Regions from separate parts of the Homo sapiens genome. Here region 1 is linked to region 2. A link is an interaction called in ENCODE POLR2A ChIA-PET data of the cell type or tissue named here. Cell type or tissue: Panc1. All regions are shown on one strand. Links, peaks and the distances in the headings refer to the core of each region. The heading gives the core; the rest is flanking DNA.

Region 1 (10,872 bases), core at 1,474-9,473, 120 kb before region 2:
GCTTACTTAGGATGTTTAACATCTTGGAATCATAAACCTTAACATAACCAATGCATAAAAGTCGCAGCCACTGACCCAGTGTGGAGAGCAAGTGAACTGTGCTGCCAGCTGTGGCCCCCGCCCATGCTGCCTTCATGCTTCAGGTACCTCCAGACCTCACTACAGTACTGACACAGTATCCCAGCTCTGTGCTGCTTTCTCAGGCTGCAGCCACAGGGGGAGTATGAACACACAAACATGCCGATGGAAATCTCCTGTTTGAAAGCCTTGCTCTTCACACAAGGTTCAACATTCCTGTGGACTCTGGGACAACTAATCCCCTAGGACTAGTTCTCTGCACTCTCTAATACCCGGGCTCCATGCTGCTCCAGCTCACAGCAGGACTCACTCTGCCAGAATGTGCTTCCCTGTTTCTGGGCACCTGCAGGGATGAAACACATTTTCTTCATCCCATCCAGACTGAACCAAGTCCGTTTCTTCTTCCTGCTCAGCACACATGGCTTGTCTCAACTGCATGGCCCAGCGTCCTCAGCAGCTCAGAATGGCCAGGCCACCAAGTCCTGGCAGGCCCAGAACTGCTCATCAGTGTGATGAGTTCACTCCACACTGGCCCATACAAAGTTCCCAGGTGATCTTCCTTGCCTTTCCCTTTCTGAGTGACAGAAACACCCAGGCAGTGGGTAAGCCACACATTGGAAATGAGACAGCAGCTGTCACCACAGGCCTCTGAGCAACCACATGAGGAATGACTGCCTCCCGAAATGCTAGCCTTGGACTAAGAGATAAACATACTTTTTGAATTTTAAGCAACCGAAAACTTGGGTTTATTTGTCCCCAACCCTAAATCATATCCCTCTCTGACTCCCCCAGACTAAGTGAAGTCCCTTTCTATATGTCTCTCTGGCCCTGAAGCTTTTGTTCATTGTGCACTCTAAAAATGTAGTGAAAGGTTTATTTCACTACATGGAATTATGTTTTTCTATATAAGTATTATTCTTGGAGCTATAAAGCCCCATAGAGATCTTTAACCTAATATCTAGCACAAAATAGGCACTCATTAAATATTTGTCGAATGAATGAGTAAATATTAAGCACTTATATTTGCAGTACCCCATCTAATTTTGTCAGCGATCTAGAGTAGCAGTTTCCACTATCCTTCTTACTACAAGTTGAGTATCCCCTGTGCAAAATGCTTGAGACTAGAAGTGTTTCAGATTTTGAGTTTTTTCAGATTTTGGAATATCTGCATTATATTTACTCCAATGAGCATTTCCTTTGAGCATCATCATGGTGCTTAAAATTTATTTTTAGATATTGAAGCACTTCAGATTTCAGATGTTCAGACTTGGGATGCTGAACCTGTACAGATAAGAAAGCAAGATGAATTACATAATTTGCCAAGGTCCAGGAGTAAAATAAATCAGTGCTAAGATTTCAACCCAAGACTAACTTTAATATACTATGGTCCTGGGATCACATTAAGGAATATTAATATTAACCAGACATCGCCTACAGTAAGTATAAAGAAAGAGCATTGCAAAAACCTAGAGGAAAAGAAAGGCATGACACAGTCAGGAACAGGGGAGATGTGAGAAGAAGCCACAGGTTGGGTTTTATGAAGGCTGGAATGAGCAAGGAAGATAGCTCAGCACCCAAACCAAAGTGCTTTGTTTTCAGTCTGGGGATTCCAGACTTCATTCTATGGGTGGGTGGGGAGGAGACAAGAGGGACTAGCCTATAGGCTTTTTAAGCGTGGTAATGAAGGATCCATCCATTCTGAATTTTAGGACAATGACTGGCAGCCAGTACAGGGACCAATAAGCAGGCAGAGGGTGGAGGCAGAAGGAACAGTGGAAAAGCTGGTGCGATAGTCCAGGGTCAAAGAGCAGTGAATCTGAAATCAGGCAGAAGAAAGGAGGGTGGAGCGAAGATGAAAGCGGGAACTTCCCCAAGTTCAGACAACATGATGTGGTGGCCGCGGAGAAGAGGGGAACACATGAGGAAGAGGCTGAATGCCACAGGAGTGGGGAGGAGGTGGTGGTGGCTTCTTCATGACACCCCTGTTCTGAGGACCTTAGAGTGAATGGAAGTGGGTTGACTGAGCCAGTCCCATTTGGTCTGAGTTTAACTTGCAGTTATGACCTGGGTCTTCAGAAGTCTTCCATACTACTTAGTAAATAAGCTGCCCACTCACTCCTATGCAGGCTGAAGCATTGTGATTGCTGGTTTGTTTTCAGAAAATATATGTCACTTAAGACAGTCTAAGCTAAACAAGTAAAAAGTTCATATGACCATGACCCAAATAACCAAAGCATAGAGCAATTAGCGACTCTAAACCATTTTCAGAAAATCATCCTCTGGAAAGACAATCACGTATCAAGAACAAAGTTGCAAGATGTCCTTGGGCTCAAGTGTGAAGACCACTATACACCTGAATGGCCAGATGGCTGTGAGTGTTCACTGAAGGACCCGTTTCCCCAGTTTTTCCTCAAGAACTCTAGAAACTAAAACTATGCATTTTGGGCAATATTTCTTCTCTTAAGACATCATGAGAATACAAATTACAATCCATTTTTATTAAATACCGCCTACTTTCCAGGAAATGGGATAAATGCTTGAGGAAAAGGGTACTTATCTATTGAAAATATATTTAATGTGTTTTTTTAACTGAACAGCTAGGAGAGTTTGGGGTTCAGGGAATGATGTCTTCCTCTTCCTCGGCCCACTTATCTCCTACTACAGGACCCTGTACCTCAGCAGCCAGTGCTGCCATCCACAGGTGTCTGCTGCAAACCTCAGGATCTTCATGGCCTCCACTGTGACTCCTCAAACCAGAAAATCCATATGCAGGCCTGATTGCTAAGATTTCTCCAAGCGTCCCGTCCCTTCCATTTCCCCTGCCACTGTTTCCACTGAGACCCTGGGCCTCCTGGTTTCAGACCCTCCACACTCAAGCCTCTTTTCTAGTCTCTGACTCTAAATTGGCCCCACTCCAACCCATCCCTCATCTTGCAGCCAAAATGATCTTTCTACAGCTCATTCCTCTGCTTAAAGAGAATTTGAATAATTCACAACAGCAACTCTTCTGCAGTATTGTTGGGATCTACAACCACTTCGCGAAATGATTTCCCATCACTTTAGTACAGCTGAAAAGTGAGATGCAGCAATGAGAAAGGATGCTCAGAACAGCACATTAATTAACCCAAGAACTGGAGACAATGCAAATGCTCATCAGCTCTACTGTAGAATGATAAGTAGCTTGTGATCCTTAGCACAGGGGCATGAGGTACAGTAGTGAATCTGAATGTCCCTCAGCTACAAAGTCCACAAGAATGAACCTCATATCCACACTGTTGAAACATGAGAATCAGAGGGACATGTGGAGCAGGATGTCATGTGGAATCATGAGGATGTCATGTTGAAACACGAGAATCAGAGGGACATGTGGAACAGAATGAACCTCATATCCACGCTGTTGAAATACGAGAATCAGAGGGACATGTGGAGCAGGATGTCATGTGGAATCATGAGGATGTCATGCTGAAACACGAGAATCAGAGGGACATGTGGAACAGAATGAACCTCATATCCACGCTGTTGAAACATGAGAATCAGAGGACATGTGGAGCAGGATGTCTCAACAACACAAAAGGCAAAACAATGTTATGCTTAGAGACCCGTGCATATGTGATAAAACTAAAATATCAAGGAAAGATAAACCCAAAATGTAGGAAGGGGGTAAGGAAAGTAATTGGGAAGAACTATGGATAGGCTCCCAAAAACTCTGCTAAGGCTATGCTTCTGAAACTAGACATTTGAACCATTGGTTTTCATCTTATTATTATTCCATAAATGGCATTAGTAGGTTTTACATAAATTTTCATGTCTATTTCATAAAAAATAATTTAAAATAAAATAGAAGATAAAAAAGAATTTCAGAGGGATTTCCCCCACCCCTCGGATGAAAGCAGAACTCCTCAGCATGGTCCCCGGGACTTCTGACGACCCCCTTCCTTGTCATCCTCCCATGGGACTGTCCATCTTGGAGCATTCTACTCTCTGCATCAGTTCCCTTAGGAAAGCCACTCCTTCTCATATACATTTGGTGAACTCTCACTAGACTTGGGGATCACTCCAAGATGGAGCCACTGCAGCAGTTGCCAACCCTGCCTGGTGCTCTGCAGGAGCAGGTATCTGTGCTTACTGTGGCCAGAGCCCTGAGCTCCCCTCATGCAGCCTCTCCCCGCCCCTGCCCTGCCTGGGAGCTGAGACCTCAGAGTTTCAGGACTCCATCTCATTCATTTCTAGAAGTAAAGTTGTCACTAGGAAGTCATGTGAGTCATGTGAGCTTTCCTCAGTGAAGGTTTAAGGGGGAAAAAACCAAAGAGGGACAGAAAAGGGGAGTATGGAGGGATAGAGAGAGAAGGAGAGAAGAAAGATTGATTAAATGTGAATCTTTGAATATAAATCTTAGCAACAAATAGTATTTTATCTGCATAATATTTAAAATTAAAAATGATCTATGTAAGAAACATGCAGATGCCAATCAAATACCAGGATCATTCTTTTCAAGAAATATGTTTCTGTATGATTTCTCTGTTAGCTATGGTAATACGTTAATATGTTATATTTAAATTTTTGCTTTCACACTTATTTCCTTACCTTTTAGACCTCTAATTAGCAGAGCATCTGGTAATTAAATTCACACTTGCATCATTCAACGATTCTTCAAAGCAACTGGTACACATTCATGTTGGCCAGTGTCCAGAGTTGAAGAAGAGGTGGACATCTGTAGAACTCCTGGTGCCAGAAGGGAATATAATTGAATTAACATGTTTCCTTTCTCCCAATTTCAAAGGTGCATTGTTCACTACTAATTTTTCCTGTGTTTTTTAAAGGTTATGTCTGCTTAAAATTGGAGGAGTTGATACAATGCAGAACTGTCTTAATTTTGATAATGAATAAAGTATTAAATAATAGAAGGGAATTAATACAATTCAAAGAGCAGCATGCGATGTGAGTCAAACCCACAAATTCATCTCCCTATTTTACACATGAGGAACAATGCGGCCCAATGAATGTCTCACCATCATCACCAAGCTCCTTTCTAATAGAGTGAGGACCAATTGTCTCTCAAGTCACAGTTTAATGCCAACTCCTTTCTATGATTCTAACTTACATAACAATGCTGCGAATAATAAAAAAATAATCAGCAGGTAGAGAACACACAGTGCCAGGGGCAGATTTGAAGCATTTAAGGCATGTGAATTCATCGGACAATCCTGCTGACCTGGGATGGAACACATTCATAATGTCCATGTTACAGTTGTGGGAACAGAGGTGTAGGGTGCATCAGTGCATTGCCCCAAATCCTACTGCTGGCGAGAGGCACCATCAGAATTGAACTCAGGTCTATGTGGCAGCCAGCCTGAACTCTTTCCTATGCAGGAACACAGTGCCTCCCTTACTGATACCGTGCACCTAGGCAAGGCCTCACTTCATCAGGGTGGCTTTCTCTGGGCTCCTGTAACCAGATTTTTTTTTTTTTGGTTGTGGGATGTTTTCAAAAATAGGTGAGAGCAAGAGGTTCAGACTTCTACGTGCAAACAAACAAATAAACAAGTGCTGATTCCATCTAGAAACCTCAAGCTAAAAGCAACATCATCTCTAAGGAATTCACTTTATAGGCATAAGGGAAAATGTGTCATCAGATAGCAGCAATGAAAAGGTGCAGCTGAAAAGGCCAGCCACACCTGTCATCTCTGCTTGCAAATAGATGTGCACATTTGAGATAAAAATAGGCCTCTGGAACCAAGGTTTTAAATGGCTGTACATTTGACGGCTAAGGAGAATCATTTGCATCTACCAGAGCCTGGCATAGTGGCAGAAACAGGAATGAATAATGGAATTGATGGAATGAATAAGTGAATGAATGAGAGTTGGAAAGAACCATAAAGACCATGTTATTTAATCCCTGCTTATGTGTTCTATTCCTTCCCCTGAGGTTTCTAACAAGCATCATAAATCTTGGCTTGAACTCTTCCAGGAACAGGGAGTTAGCTACTATCCAATGCAATGAAATTATTGTTAGAAATTTAAAATTGATGTAAAAGTCCCTCCCCAACTCTTTCTCCCTTCTTCCCTCTCATGCCTACTGACTCTTTACAGAGTAAGTTTGGCATGTATATGACATGGAGGCAATGGAATTATAAAGAGAGAGGAAAGGCTAGCTTTTCTTACCAGCATTAGAAGTCTTGGGTAAGCACAGAAATAATAGGCTTAGGTCAACTAACTAACTAACTAGTCTAATTAGTCAGGGCACGTTGTGAAAGTTCACACAGCCTCCATGGCAGGGTAAAGAAAGACACTTATCTTTTACAGCTGCAAGGTATCTTGCACTTGCACTGAAATTCAGACCTGGGATTTAATTGTAATGATAGCATTGCTGCAAACAGACCTGGATGCATGCTCTTGGCAGATATCCTATGCCAAGGTCTTCCTACTAGGAAGAGTTGGACTCCTGGGTCTAAAACAGGGACACTAGGTGGTTGACACTAAAAATCTTTCTAATTTTATGTTGATGTAAAGGTTTATGTATTAAAATGTATGGATATTAACTATCCAATTAAATGTGTTTTGGTAAATGTGTACACGTCTAACCCGTGTTCCTATCAAGATATAGAATATCTGTCTTCTCAGAAGGTTCTCACATGCCCTCTTCCAATCAATTCCCACCTCTCATAGGCAGCAAATCTTCTGGTGTCTATTACCATAACTTTTTTGTCTGTTCTTGATATTCATATAAATAGAATCATGAAGTTTCTGGCTTCTTTTACTCAGTGTGTTTTTGAGAATTATCCATGCCACCGCATGTATGAGTAGTTCATTTATTTTTATTGTGGAGTAATATCCTATGGGATGGATATACCACACAGTCACTTATCAATTTTCTTGTGGAACATTTGGTTTCATCAGGTTCGGGGTCATTATAAACAAAGCTCTTTGTTATTATACAACTATTTTTGAGAAAATGTATTTAAATTTTTCTTAGTAGAAATATCTAAGAGTAGAAGCACTATACCATAGAATTATATTTATAACTTTACAAGAAACCACCAGACCTTTTCTCAAAGTGGTTGTTCTATTTTATGTTCTCATCAGCAATGTAGGGGAGATCCAGTTGCTCCAAATCCTAAATCGGGCTTGCCAGACTTTTTAATTTTAGCCATTCTAAGGATGTAAGGCGGTATCCCACAGTGGTTTCAATGTACATTTCTCTGATGACTAATGACGCCAAACACATTTTCATACAACTTACCGATCATTCACATGTCTCCCTCTTAAGTGACCATTCAAATTTTGCCCATTTTACATTAGACTGTTTGTTTTCCTATTATTGAATTGTAGAAGGTATTAGTATATTCTGGACACACATCTTTAATATGTGTGTTGTGAAGGCTTTCTCACAGTTTGTGACTTGGATATTCATTTTTTCAATTGTGCCTTTCGAAAAACAGATACTTTTAAATTCAATGAAGTCTAATTTATCAGGTTTTTTCTTCTAGGGTTTGTAATTTGGTGTTCTATCTAAGAAATCTTTGCTTACCTCAGGATCATACAGATTTTTCTATTTTTTTCTAAAATTTATATAATTGTTGATTTTTACATTTAGGTGCATAACCAACTTCAAGTTCACTTTTTTACTGTGGTGTGAGATAAAAACATACAGGGGTATGTTTTTCATACAGATATCCAGTTGCTGCAGCACCATCTATTGAAAAGAATATTCTTATCCAATTGAATGACTGTGACACTTCTGTTGTAAATCAATCGGCTTTATATATGGGAGTCTATGTCTAGCTTATGTATTCTGTTCTATTACCATGTATGTCTACCTTTATGTCAATACGACACTTGATATCCACATCTATATATCTATATCTGTATTTCTGTTCCCCATTCTCTCTCCCCACCTCTCTCTCACTACACAAACACACACATGCATGCACACACACACACACACACACATATCTTGTGTCTATATATTTAAAATAAATTTCTTTTTTTGGGAGAGCATTTGTTTATAAACAGAAGCTCCCTAGAGCTCAGGGCTATAAACCCACCTATGCTGGTGTGGAGGAAGGCCCAAGAAAACGGGGGAAAGAGGATTTATTTTGTAAATTGTTACCTGTGCAATATGAGATGGATTATCAAGCCGTAACACTGCAAACCTCAGTAAATTCTGTTATTTTGACTAGTAACTTCTTTTTATGCAGAGACCAGGGAATGTTGTATCAGGCTGACATGCACAGATCAGGCACAGAAACTGAAGGAAGAGAGACAACAGCAATAGCAGAGGGGCCTAGAAATAAATTAGCACAGTTGAGAGGAGGAGTTGGAGCTTCCACAACCATGAAATTTATATTTTAGGGATCTTACTGAGCTCTCCCAGACCAGAAGACCAGAGAGATTCAGGCATCTGGATGATGCCTGAATATTATTATGCATGTTACAAAGCACTTTCACATAAAGTTTCTCAGCTGATTCTCATAAAAACTTAGGTGAGCTAGGCTGGGTAAGAATTTTCACCCATATGCAGAGGATGGAGCCTGGGAGATCACCATCAGACCATGCCTCTCAGATTTCAATAAAAATTACAAGGCATGCATAAAGGCCAGAAAAGAGCAATGCAAGCATAAGAACCAGAGTAAGAAGTGGCAGAGATTTTTGGAATGATCGGATGGGAATTAAACTATGATGAATGTGTTAAGGACTAAAATGAAAAAGTAGAATATGCAAGATCTGAGAGATAACGTAAGCAAAGACATGGAAACTCTTAAGAGTCAAAAGGAAATGTACAAGTCAAAATAAACCATGGAACAGAAATGAAGAGTGCCTTTGATGAGTTCATCAGTCTAGACTTGGCTGAAGAAAGATTTAGTGGTTGTGAAAATGTCAAGGGAAACTGCACAAACTGAAATGCAAAGAGAAAAAGAGATTAAAGAAAAATCAAAAAGAACAAAACATTCGAGAAGCATGCAAAAATAGCAGAAGATGTAATACGCAGCCAGTTGAAATGCTGAAAGTAGAAGGGAGAGAGGAGGACAAGACATATTTGAAGAAATCATGCCTGAGATTTTCAAAATTAATGACAGACACCAAATAAAGACCATATGCAACAAGCCCACAGGTAACATCATACTCCATCATAATGCAGAGAAGTGGAAAGTTTTTCCTCTAAGAGAGGGAACAAGACAAGGGTGCCTACTTTCACCGCTTCTATTCAACATAGTACTGGAAGTCCTTGCCAGAGCAATTAGGCAAGAGAAAGAAAACAGGCATCCAAATCAGAAAGGAAGAAGTTAAATTGTTTCTGTTTGCAGATGACATGATCTTATATATGGAAAACTCTAAAAATCCACCAAAAAACTGTAGGAACTAATATATGACTTCAGTAAATTCACAGGATACAAAATCACCACTCAAAACTCAGTAGTGTTTTATACACTAACAATGAACTATCTGGAAAAGAAATCAAGAAAACAATCTCATTTACAATAGCTGCAAATAAATACTTAGGCATAAATTTTATCAAGAATATGAAAGGTCTTCACACTGAAAACTAAAAAACATTTATTAAAAAATTGAAGACACAAGTAACTTGAAGATATCCTGTTCAGGGATTGTAAAAATTATTATTAAAACGTTCATACCATACCACCCCAAGTGATATATAGATTCAATGCAATCCCTATCAAAATTTCAATGACATTTTTTAAGGAAATAGAAAAAAATCCTAAAAATTGTATGGAATCACAGAAACCTCTAATTATCCAAAGCAAAAAAAAAAAAAAAAAAAGCTGAAAGCATCACATCTACTACCTACAGATCTCAAAATCTACTATAAGGCTATAGTAAACAGCATGATAATGGCATAAAAACAATACACATAGACAAATGGAACAAGGTAAATACCCCAGATATAAATCTATACATTTATAGTCAGTTGATTTTTGACAAGGTTACCAAGAACACCCAATGGGAAAAGGACAGTCTCTTCAATAAATGGCATAGGAAAAACTGCATACCCACATGCAAAATAATAAAATTAGATGCTCATCTCATACCATACACAATAATCAACTCAAATGGATTAAAGACTTAAATATAAGATCTGAAACTGTAAAACTATTAGAAGAAAACATAGGGGGGGAAGCTCCATGATATTGGTCTGGGAAATAATGCTTTTTGGCTATGAACCCAAAAGTGCAGGCAACAAAAGCAAAAATAGACAAGTGGGACTACATCAAACTAAAAAGTTTTGGCACAGCAGAGGAAACAATCAAAAGAGTAAAGAGAAAACATACAGAATGGGACAAAATATTTAGGTTAATATCCAAAACATACAAGGAACTCAAACTACTACTCAACAGCAAGGAAATAAACAACCCCCTTAGAAATAAACATTTCTCAAAAGAAGACATACAAACAGCCAAGAGATCTATGAAAAAATGCTCAACATCACTAATCATCAGGGAGATGAAAATCAAAACCACAATGAGATTATCACCTCACATCTGTTAGAATGGCTACTATAAGAAAGATGAAAGATAAGAGTGTTGGAGAGGATAGGAGATAAAAAGGAACCCTTGCACACTGTTGGTGAGAATATAAATTAATAGAGCATTTGTGGAAAACAGTATGAAAGTTCCTCAAAAAAACTAAAAGTTGAACTACCATATGACATAGAAATTCCACTACTGAATATATAGCCAAAGGAAATAAAATCAGTATTTTGCAGCAATATTAGCACTCCCATGTTCATCACAGCATTATTTATGATGGCCAAGATATGGAATCAACCCATATGTC
Region 2 (10,872 bases), core at 1,005-9,004:
TACAAAAATTAGCCTGTAGCATGGTGGCCCACACCTGTAATCCTAGCTACTTGGGAGGCAGAGGCAGGACAATCGCTTGAACCTGGGAGGCAGAGGTTGCAGTGAGCCAAGATCATGCCATTGAACTCCAGCCTAGGCAACAGAGGGAGACTCCATCTCAAAAAGAAAAAGAAAGAAAGAAGGAAGGAAGGAAGGGAGGAAGGGAGAAAGAAACAGAAAGAAAAGAAAGAAAGGAAAGAAAGAAAGAAAGAAAGAAAGAAAGAAAGAAAGAAAGAAAGAAAAGACAGACAGACAGAAAGAAAGACAGACAGACGTGGAAATACTTTTATCCTATACCTTAAGAAAACATTAATCAATTAAAATGTACATTTTGCTTAATCATCAGATTAAAATTAGAGTTTAAACCATAGAAAATTTTAAAGAAATAGTCATGTCAACAACTCCTCTCCAACCCAGAACTATAGACATACCCACTTCCCACTGTGAGTGAAGGTAAGGGGTGATATGAGATTGCAAAAAAAAAAAAAAAAAAAAAAAAAAAAACCAGACTGAAGAACCCAGAAGAAAAAAATGGCTGAAATACAGGGAACATAACAAGAAAAGAAGAAACACTGCCTAGTCTAGGAATGGACGTCACCGCATACTTTTCAGCCAAGCCCAGACAGTCCCAGAATCGTTCTCAACACAGCACCCCAGTTGCTACAAATAGATAGATCACGAAATTCCTTCACCACTCCAAAATTAAATTAACCATGAACAGCACATGGACTGTGGACCCATGGCATAAAAGGCCAGAGTGAGCTCCATTAGTTCATGCCTGACACTGTGCTAGGTACATTTAAGTACATTGTTTAGCATCCTCAGACTGACGCTCCTTTTGTAATGAGGAAAGCAAGATATAGAGGGGGAATCTGACAAGTCAATGTCACACCACTCAAGCTTTACTGGTACGTAGCTACACTCATCATTTCTATATTGTTCACAGCTGCTTTTGCACTAAACAGCAGAGTTGAGTAGTTGTGACAGAGACAGGAAGGCCTGCAAAGCTTAAAATATATACCATCTGGTCCTTTTCAGAAAAAGTGTGCTGACTCCTGGTCTAGAAAATTTTTCACTATAGTTTTAAAGTTCCAGAATAAATAAGTACTGTTACATATACTTTCTATTTAGCACTATTTTAAATTAAGGTTGCCAATGATCCACTTCATACTTTGTGAGAATAAAAAACAAAATGTAATATGACTTTCTTTGCCAATCATTCGACCCATGACTTCATTTCCAGAAAAATAGAATTCTGCATCCCAAGAGCATTTGGCATATGACAGCTCCAGAAATCAAAAAGAAAAATATCAATACGTTTCAGGCAGTCTTCTTTTGCGGACTAGTTGGGAAGCATTTTATTATATTTATATTTATATTATATTTGTAAATAAAATAATAGTGACCATGAATTGAGTGCATACAATGTGCTCGAAACATACTAAATGCTTCACAGTATTTTTCTATCCTCAAAACAACACAATGACATAAGTGCTTTTCCTTTTTTACAGAAGAAGAAACTGAGGCCTAGAAATGTGAAAAAATTTGCCCGAAAACACTCATGAAAAGCAAGAACCCATAGTCACACTCAGGGCTGGGGGACTCCAAAGTTGGTGCTCTCTCCCAGCATGCAGAACAAGGATTCTAGGCTGGAAGCTGAGAAGCAAGAAAAGGGAGGAAGAGTGAGCCTCAGCTGGGCACTGACACATGACTGGCACTAGAGCTGGCACCTGACACATGACATCTTCACATCACACTCTTCCTTCACTTAGATGGAGAAATAAGGTCTGGAGAGGTTGATAAAGCTTCCCCGAACTGTTCCCATTCATGGTACCTCTTTCCTTGCCTCTGTGTTACTGATCTGAGCCATCCATGTTAACATCACACAAAATTCAATGACTCTACACCAGCGGTCCAGGATGATGACATGAGGTGTCACTGGGGGGGGTAGTTCTTGCTACTGAGATCCATCCTCTCCCACAGCAGCACATCACTCATAATATCACAGTCTTTATTTTCAACAACCCCACTGACCCCAGAGACAAAGCATGTCCCATGTAGAGCTGGGAAAAGGTTTAATACTGATAGGGAGGGAAAAGTTCACATGATAATTCAGCCAAGAAACTGAGCTGGCCATTCTGGCCTCTGTTCTCTTGCTGTGAACTTGAGCTCCCATAGCCAAGTACAACTCAGGGTGGCCATGTCCAGAGCGTGTTAAGGGCCTTTCATTCCATTTCCTCGTCAGTATCCCGGGAAACGGGCAGTAAACACCAAAACAACAGGACAAGGAAATAAAATCTTAAGCAATTAATTATTATAAGATTTCCACACAGGTTCCAAGAATGAGGAATAACAAGAATAAGTAGGCTGGATAAACATGGTTTTATATGGATTTTATTCTTCCAAATGTCTTCTATGTACAAACTCCAAGTGGAACCTAAAACTTAAAAAACAGAGCTGTTTAACAACACTGTCATACTAGAAGCTTATGAAGGGGCTGCAGCCCAGCCTGGCCAACCAGGCCTGGCACCCGAGGGGTCCCTCATTGAGCAGAAGGGGCTCTGGGGCTTGTGTAAAAGGCAGGGTGCAGAGGATACAAAAGCCCACCTCACGCACCTCTTTCTACATCCATGCTATTTCTCCCTTTGTAAGCTGGGTCTGCCTTGATAATTTTAAAAGGAAACACAAGCAAGGAAACTTTTATCTCCACAATTTTGCAGTATATAAAAAAGCTGTTTCCCTATTTGGTTAAAAAAATAATTTACAAATCCCTTGAAAATCCTCAATAACAGTTTCAAGAGGCTGTGTTGTTATCCTTGCTTTCTGAAAAATAGTCAATGTGACATCAAAAACAAGAGAATATATCTCTCCTGGCCTCAGTTCAAGTAACTCTTCCCTAAGAGCGGATCTGTTTATCTTTGAGTGACATGATAGTCATGTCAAAACCACAAAGTGAAGTAGACCATCAACATGATTACTAGTTGATTCAAACCAAAAGGCCAGGAAAGCACCAATGGCATGGCTCCATTGGACTATAGTAGTCTATTGTGCTTCTCTGATAATTTATCACTCAGATTTTCACCTTGGTTTACCACTGTGATTCATCTATTTCTTCATTCAACATACGTTTACTAAGTATGGCCAATATCCCAAACACAGTACTGAGCACTGAGGACACAATTCAAAGATAACAACTGGACACAAGAGAAATCTGCAGTCAAACAAGGACCCTAGAAGCACAGTGGGATACAGCACACTGGGATCAGCCCTGCAAACACAGCATGCCCAGGGAGCCAGGGGCACCCTGAAGGCACAGCCCAGCCTGAGGGGTGCAGAGAAGCCTTCCTGGAGCATTTAAGAATGCCCAAGTGAATTCCTGAGAAAGGAATCGAAGTTATCTCCATGGAGACCAAGGAAATGGCATCCTGACAAGAAGTACAGCTGAAGGCCCTGAGTGGTGACAGCCTGTATCAGTCTGCTCAGGCTGCTGTAACAAACACCACAGCTTGTGCAGCTCAAACAACAGAAATGTATTCTCTCACCATCCTGAAGACTGGAAGTCTGAGATCAAGGTGTTCTCAGGGCTGGTTTCTCCTAAGGCCTCTCTCCCTGTTTTGTAGATGGGGCATCTTCTCCCTGTGTCCTCATGTGGTCATTTCTCTGTGTGCGTGTGAGTCCTAATTTCCTCTTCTTAATAGAACACCAGTAATATTGGATCAGGACCCACCCTAAGTACCTCATTTTATCTTAATTGGTAAATCTAGGTGTATTCTGGGCTCCTGGGGGTTAGGAGTTCAATATATGAAATTTGGGGTGACAGGATTTGGCTCATAACACAGACTTACAAGAGTTCAATACAAAAGGCATGTGATAGCAGAATGGAAGGTGGTGAGAGGCGGCTCTTCATGCCCCTGACCACTGAGAGGAGAGGAACCCAACCACAGCCCCACACACTTGCTGTGTAAGCATCTGAATGGCTGGTGGCCTTAGAGACCACAGTGGGAACCACCCACGGCACAGGGAGTACATGTGGCATGAGAAGGACTTTCTAATCCACGTGGGGTGTCCCTGGGGCAGTGCCTGACCACAGGCCACATAACAAGGTATGTGATGGAATGCAGGTATGTTTGGCACCAAAGCCTGTGTTCCGTCACACACAGGTGCTGAGAAGGTGCATATCTTAGCCTGGGCTCCCATAACAAATTACCTGGGCACCCTAAACAGCCAACATTTGTTCCTTACTGTTCCAGAGGCTGGAAGTCCAAGATCAGGGAACCAGCCAACTGGTTCCCTAGTGGGGGCTCCTTTCCTGGTTTGCACACAGCCACCTGCTACCTCTGTCCTCACAGGTGAGAGAGGGGAAGCTCTGGTGTCTCTTCCTCTTCTTGTAAGGACACTAATCCCATCATGGAGGTCCTTAGGACTTCATCTAACCCTAATTATCTCCCAAAGGCTTCACCTCCAAATACCATCACAGAGGCAGTTAGGGCTTCAACATATGCATTTCAGGGGGTCACAATCCCACTTACAGCAGGATGTGAGGCCAGGGACAGGCAGCCTGCACATCCTGGGGCAGACTAAGATGCCTGACACAGTGAGGGAGAGAAGGTTCACCCCAACCCTGGGTGCTGAATCCATGCCGGCTTCCAAGGCCAACAGGTCGCATACAGCATTTCATTCTATCCTCAGAGTGTCCAGGCAACTAAGTTAAACATTTTCTTCTTGAGCTACAGGGCAAGATCCTTGATGAGCTGTCTCTTGCCCCAGTCTTAATTCGTCCAGGTTCCCCTGTAACTCTCTGATGATTAATTAGCACCCATGTCCAACATTTTGCCTCGTATACCAAAGTAAAGTCTTACTGCAGTCATTTGACTCATTTTAAATTTTATGGTACTGGTATGTATCAGTGGGGAGGGAGGAATACAGAAAGTGTTCTCATTAACAGTTTGTCCTTTTTACTTCTTGCCCACACCCCTTGAAAACAAGAGCAGGTGTATGTTTTCTCATGCAACTCCTGAGAAAATGCTTTGAAAATTTAGTATCCCCTGATCTTGGATGGCAGAGGTATCTGAAAGGGAAGGATTTGGAGATCAGACTAAACTAAAAAATAACTTTATTTTATCAAAGCAGACACAACTGCTCTTAGCTCTCAGCTACAAAGGGAGAATGCCCAGACTCCGCCTCTACCCCAGGAAACACAGTGTGGCCTTCCAGCCCCAAAACAAGACAGCCAAGTGAGAGCTAGCTGAGACAGTGGGGCTCTGACCTGCTTCTCCCCAAGGAGTGAAGATATTTATTTGACGTTCTTGTTGAAAGATCATATATACATATGAACCAACTAGTTTTTCTTTGTCAGATATTGCAGAAAATACAGGACGCCTCCCCATATGTTACCACAGTTCTCCCCAAAAAGGCAGGTGTACAGGCTGGAGAAGTCAAAAGGCAGCGGCAGGCACACCATGCAATTCAAATAGTGCACCAGCTCCAGGTCCCAGTCAACTGAGTCAAAAAGTGGCTCCATTTAGCTTCTTCAAACAGGAGAACTTCATGCTGTCATATCCCTTTCTCATATACATGCAGGTTCTGAAAGATTCTTCGCATCTGCCAAGATCCTCACCTGATTTAAAAAGGAAATTGCTTCTAGAGACGAAAATCAAATTCATCATTTTTGCAGCTATTAAAAGAAAGAGGAAGTCAACTTCAGTTCTAAATAGGGCCTGAAGCAAGGCTGGTGGAAGCATTTGTCCATCTTTAGTCTATTCATTAATTCATCTGTCCATTCATTTGCTTAAATCACTTACTTTTAGCTGCTGGGTTTCCCTGAGTGACCACAGGAAATCCAAGACTCCCGTTCATCCCTCACCCCATGGCCTACCCATGCATCACCCTTTCTGAGTCAGCTCACACCCCTCCCTGACTCAAGTCCTTCACAGTCTTTCTTCTGTCCTTCTTCCTGGATGTGCTCCAGCTGACTCCACATGTACCCCTAGGACTCATTTCCTGGCATCCTTCTCAGGTGTTGCTGTTTTCTTTTAAGGCTTCAATCTGTTGGGCCTCAATGTGGGCTAAATACCCTTCTTGCTCATTGAAATCTCCAGAACATTATCCACCTCTCTTCCCTTTAACCTCCCATCAGACCCTACCACCATGTGCCTGGCACAGAGCAGACATTCAATACTTTTTTATCAAATTAATGATTGTCATCTGTTACCGCCCTCTTCCCACCCCACATGTGCAGTAATCTCTAGACCGCTGGTCTTCCTCTTCATTCCTTGATCATGGGTCACTAGGATCTCTGCAATCACTCCTGCCACAGTTTTTGATGATTTTAATACACACAAGAGAGCTCCTTGCAGGGCCTAGCTTTCCCCTTCATTTATTGCATCATCTCCAGATGAGTCTGTCCTCTGCCCCACCTCAGCCACCCACCCCTCCCATGGCCACCCCAAGACCTTAGCATGACCAAATGAACACAGCACCTCCATTCACTCAATCTCAAACATTCCACCCTCCCATCTCTTTCAAATGTCCAGCTCCCTTCCTCCAGTACTTCTAGTCTGACAATACTGTGACTCCTGTTATGATGTCTTATTCATGGATCTGAACATATCACATCAAGTCCTTATTTCCACCTGCCCCTGCTTAAATTGCATGGTACACCATTATGATCATGCCCTTGCAAACATCCCAGCTACCTGGCTTGCTGCCTCTATCAAATCACCCTTGCAAAATAAGTAACTTCCCCTAGGCCATGCCACCCCATAACCTTAATTGGAGAAAAATATACAACCATACTGTCTCAATTCATGTTATATTAGTGACCAAGTGAGCAATAACCAAGCAATCCTATTTTATTTCCCTAGTCCAGATGAGCTCCCACTGTACCTGGGAGATTCTCACACCTTTTCTTTTCTCTTGAAACCCACAGCAACCCCTTCATTGATGACAGTGCTTCCCAGTGCAAGTAGAAGCAAGGCCAAGAGAACTTTCAACTGCTTTCCTCACAACAGTTAACCAGCCAAGTGTAATCTGACTCTAAAGTCTGGCTTCATTCATCTTACTCAACAAATATTTATCGAAGAATACACTAAGTGCTATAAATTCTCTAGTGAAGTGAGCAGGGTGTGGGAAGACAGAAATCCCTACTTTCATTGAGATTGTGTATCAGTTTACTATTGCTGCTGTAACAAATCACCACATATTCAGTGGCTTAAATCAACACGAATGTATTATCTTACAATCCTGGAGATCAACAGTCCAAAATGTATCTTAAAGGGCTATAATCAAGGTGTTGGCATGGCAAGTTCCTTCAGGAGTTTCCAGGGAAAATTGGTCCCTTAACTCCCCACATCTAGAGGCCATGGCATTCCTTGGCTCCTGGTCACATCACTCGACTCTCATCTTCCATTATCACTTTGCTTTCTACCCTTCAGTTTATCTATTTTTGTTATTCCTCATCCTTTTGGTGTCATATCTAAGAAATTAATATCATGAAGATTTAGTTGTATGTTTTCCTCTAAGAGTTTTATAGTTTTAGTTCTTATATTTAAGTATTTTATTCATTTTTGGTGAATTTCTGTATATAATTTGAGGAAAAGGTTTGACTTCATTTTTTTACATGTGGATACACAGTTTTCCCAGCACCATTTGTTGAAAAGATTGTCCTTTTCCCCATTGAATGGCTTTTGTGCCCTTGTCAAAAATCAATTGTCTGTGTATGTGAGAGTTTACTTCTGGAATATCTATTCAAATCTATTGGTCTGTATGTCTGTCTTTATACAAGTACCTCACTGTTTTGATTACTGTATCTTTGTGATAAGTTTTGAAATCAGGAAATGTGAGTTGTCCACATTTATTCTTTTCAAGATTGTTTTGGCTATGCAAGGTCCCTTAAGATTTCATATGAACTTTAGAATGGGTTTTCTATTTCCACAAGAAAAAAAAAATTGTTGGATTCAATCTGTAGATTGCTTTGATTAGCAAAGCAAATCGAGTAGCATTATCACCTTAACAATATTAAATCTTACACCATGAACACATTCCATTGATTTATGACTTCTTTATTTCAGCAATGTTTTGTAGTTTTCAGTACGTCTTTAATTTCCGATTAAATTCCTACATATCTGTTCTTTCAGATGCTACTATAAAAAGAAAGTTTTAAAAAACTTGTCCTATTGCTTATTTCTAGTGTATAGAAACACAACTGATTTTGTTTATTGTTTTTTTGTCCTACAACTTTGCTTAATTCATTTATTAGCTCTAATAGTTTTGTTATTAAATCCTTAGAGCTTTCTACACATAAGACCAGGTCATCTGTGAATGGAGAACTTCTCTCTTTTCAATTTGTAAGATTTTCATTTATTTGACTTCTCTAATTGCTCTGGCTAGAATTTCTACTACTATATTGAGTAAAAATAGCGACAGTAGGAATCCTGCTCTCGTTCCCATTGTTAAGGGAAAGCTTTGAGTCTTTCAATATTGGGTGTGATGTTAGCTGTGGGTTTTTCATATATCACCTTTATCGTGTTATGGAAGATATCTTTTATTCTTCATTTACTGAGTGTTTTAAAAGAATGTTGAACTTTATCAAATGATTCCTCTGCATCAACTGAAATGTTCGTATATTTTGGGGTCTTTTTTCTCCCTTCATTCTATTCATGTGGTTTCTTACATTGAGTGATTTTCATACGTTGAACCATTCTTGCATTACTGAGATAAATCCCATTTGTCATGGAGTATGATCCCTTTAATATGCTGCTGTATTCAGTTTGATAGGATTTTATCAAGAGGCTTTGCATCTATACTTAAAAGAGACAATCTTGTAATGTCTTTGTCTGGCTTTGTATCTACGTAATGCCAGCCTCATACAATGAATTATGAACTATTCTCATCTCTTCAATTTTATGAAAGAGTTTGGCAATGATTGGTATAAATTTTCATTAAAGGACTGATAGAACTCATCAGTGAAGCTGTCTGATACTGAGCTTTTCTTTTTTGTAAGATTTTTGATTACAGACTCAATCTCTTTACTCACTATTGGTCTGTTTAGATTTTCTATTTCTTCATGATTCAGCGTTGGTAGGTTGTATGTTGTAGGAATTCATCAATTTCCTGTAGGTAATCCAATTTGTTGGCATATAATTGTTCATTAGTAGTTTCTTTTGATCCTTTGTATTTCTATGGTATCAGTTATAATGTCTATGATTTCATTTTTAATTTTATTTATTTTAGTCTTCTATTATTAGTATAGCTAAAGGTTTGTCAAATCTGGTAATCTTTTTAAAGAACCAAATTTTAGGTTCATTGATACTCTCTCTTGTTTTTCTATTCTCTATGTCATTTATGTTTCCTCTAATCATTATTTCCTACCTCCTTCATGCTTTGGCTTTAGACTGCTTTTCATTTTCTAGTTATGTAAGATACACAATTAGATTTTCTATTAATATCATTCTTCTTTTTTAATGTGTTTAGAGCTTAAATGTTCCTTCTGACCACTGCTTTTATTGCATTCATAAATCTTGAATATTGTATTTTATTTTTATTCATTGTAGAGTATTTTCTACACTTCACGGTGCCGGGACCTGGGCTGGAGGGCAGGGCATCAGTTATGGAGTAACCTGAGCAGGACCCCACCTCAGACGATGCCACGGACTTGTTCCTGGAAAAGTTCCAGAGCCAGCCTTACCGTGGCGGCTTTCATGAGGACCAGTGGGAAGAGGAATTTGAAAAGGTCCCCCTGTTTATGAAGAAAGCGCCATCAGAAATTGATCCCAGGGAGAATCCTGACTTGGCTTGTCTCCAGTCAATTATTTTTGATGGGGAGCATTCTCCAGAACAGGCCAAGACCTATAAAGATGAGGGCAATGATTATTTTAAAGAAAAAGACTACAAGAAAGCTGTAATTTCCTACACTGAGGGATTAAAGAAGAAATGTGCAAATCCTGATTTGAGTGCTGTCCTTTATACCAACCGGGCAGCAGCACAATACTATCTGGGCAATTTTCATTCTGCTCTCCGTGATGTGACAGCTGCCAAAAAGTTAAAACCGTGCTACCTCAAAGCAATAATAAGAGGTGCCTTATGCCATCTGGAACTGAAACACTTTGCCAAGGCTGTGAACTGATGTGATGAGGGACTGCAGATAGATGCCAAAGAGAAGAAGCTTCTGGAAATGAGGGCTAAAGTAGACAAGCTGAAGCTAATTGAACAGAGGGATGTGAGGAAAGCCAACTTGAAAGAAAAGGAGAGGAATCAGAATGAAGTTTTACTCCAGGATACCAAGGCTAGGAATATCAGGCTCTCTGAAGCTGCCTGTGAGGATGAAGTTTCAGCCTCAGAAGGTCTAGGTGAGCTTTTCCTGGATGGACTCAGCTCTGAGAACCCCCATGGAGCCAGACTGAGTCTAGATGACCAGGGCAGGCTGAGCTGGCCTGTGCTCTTTCTGTACCCAGAGTATGCCCAATCGGATTTCATCTCTGCTTTTCATGAGGACTCCAGATTTATTGATCATCTAATGGTGATGTTTGGTGAAACACCCTCTTGGGACCTAGAGCAAAAATATTGCCCTGATAATTTGGAGGTCTATATTGAGGATGAGGACAGGGCAGAACTGTACTGGGTGCCTGCCAAGAGCACCTTGCTGCAGGATCTACAGCACCACAGGCACTTTGTAAAAGCCCTGACACCAGCATTTTTGGTCTGTGTAGGATCCAAACTTTTTTGAAAGAATTATCTCTGGGGGAGAAAGGTGCACCAGGTAAGATGACTGAGCCAGGCCCCCTGGATCTCCTCCCTCACCCTCCTCTGCTGGGAACCTAGCATGCCTGAATCAGT

Evidence for each region. Peaks named below come from ENCODE experiments on the same cell type or tissue, not always from the same donor. Only the 100,000 strongest peaks of a DNase experiment are listed, where the experiment ranks them.
Region 1: POLR2A ChIA-PET joins it to region 2 with 5 read pairs; 4 of 35 experiments call an interaction of 5 or more read pairs at or near these places.

The regions. Positions count from the first base shown.
Region 1 is chr7:46,121,926-46,132,797 of GRCh38, reverse strand. No RefSeq gene overlaps it. Among named protein-coding and RNA genes, the nearest start is that of IGFBP3, 210 kb to the right of the region's middle. In Panc1, for the core only: no CTCF peak of the experiment used is centred there; no DNase peak of the experiment used is centred there; H3K27ac peaks cover 443 bases.
Region 2 is chr7:45,999,553-46,010,424 of GRCh38, reverse strand. All of the region lies in intron 1 of LOC105375264 (a long non-coding RNA gene), which reads left to right. It also overlaps the pseudogene TTC4P1. Among named protein-coding and RNA genes, the nearest start is that of IGFBP3, 84 kb to the right of the region's middle. In Panc1, for the core only: a CTCF peak has its summit at 5,574; a DNase peak (open chromatin) is centred at 5,934.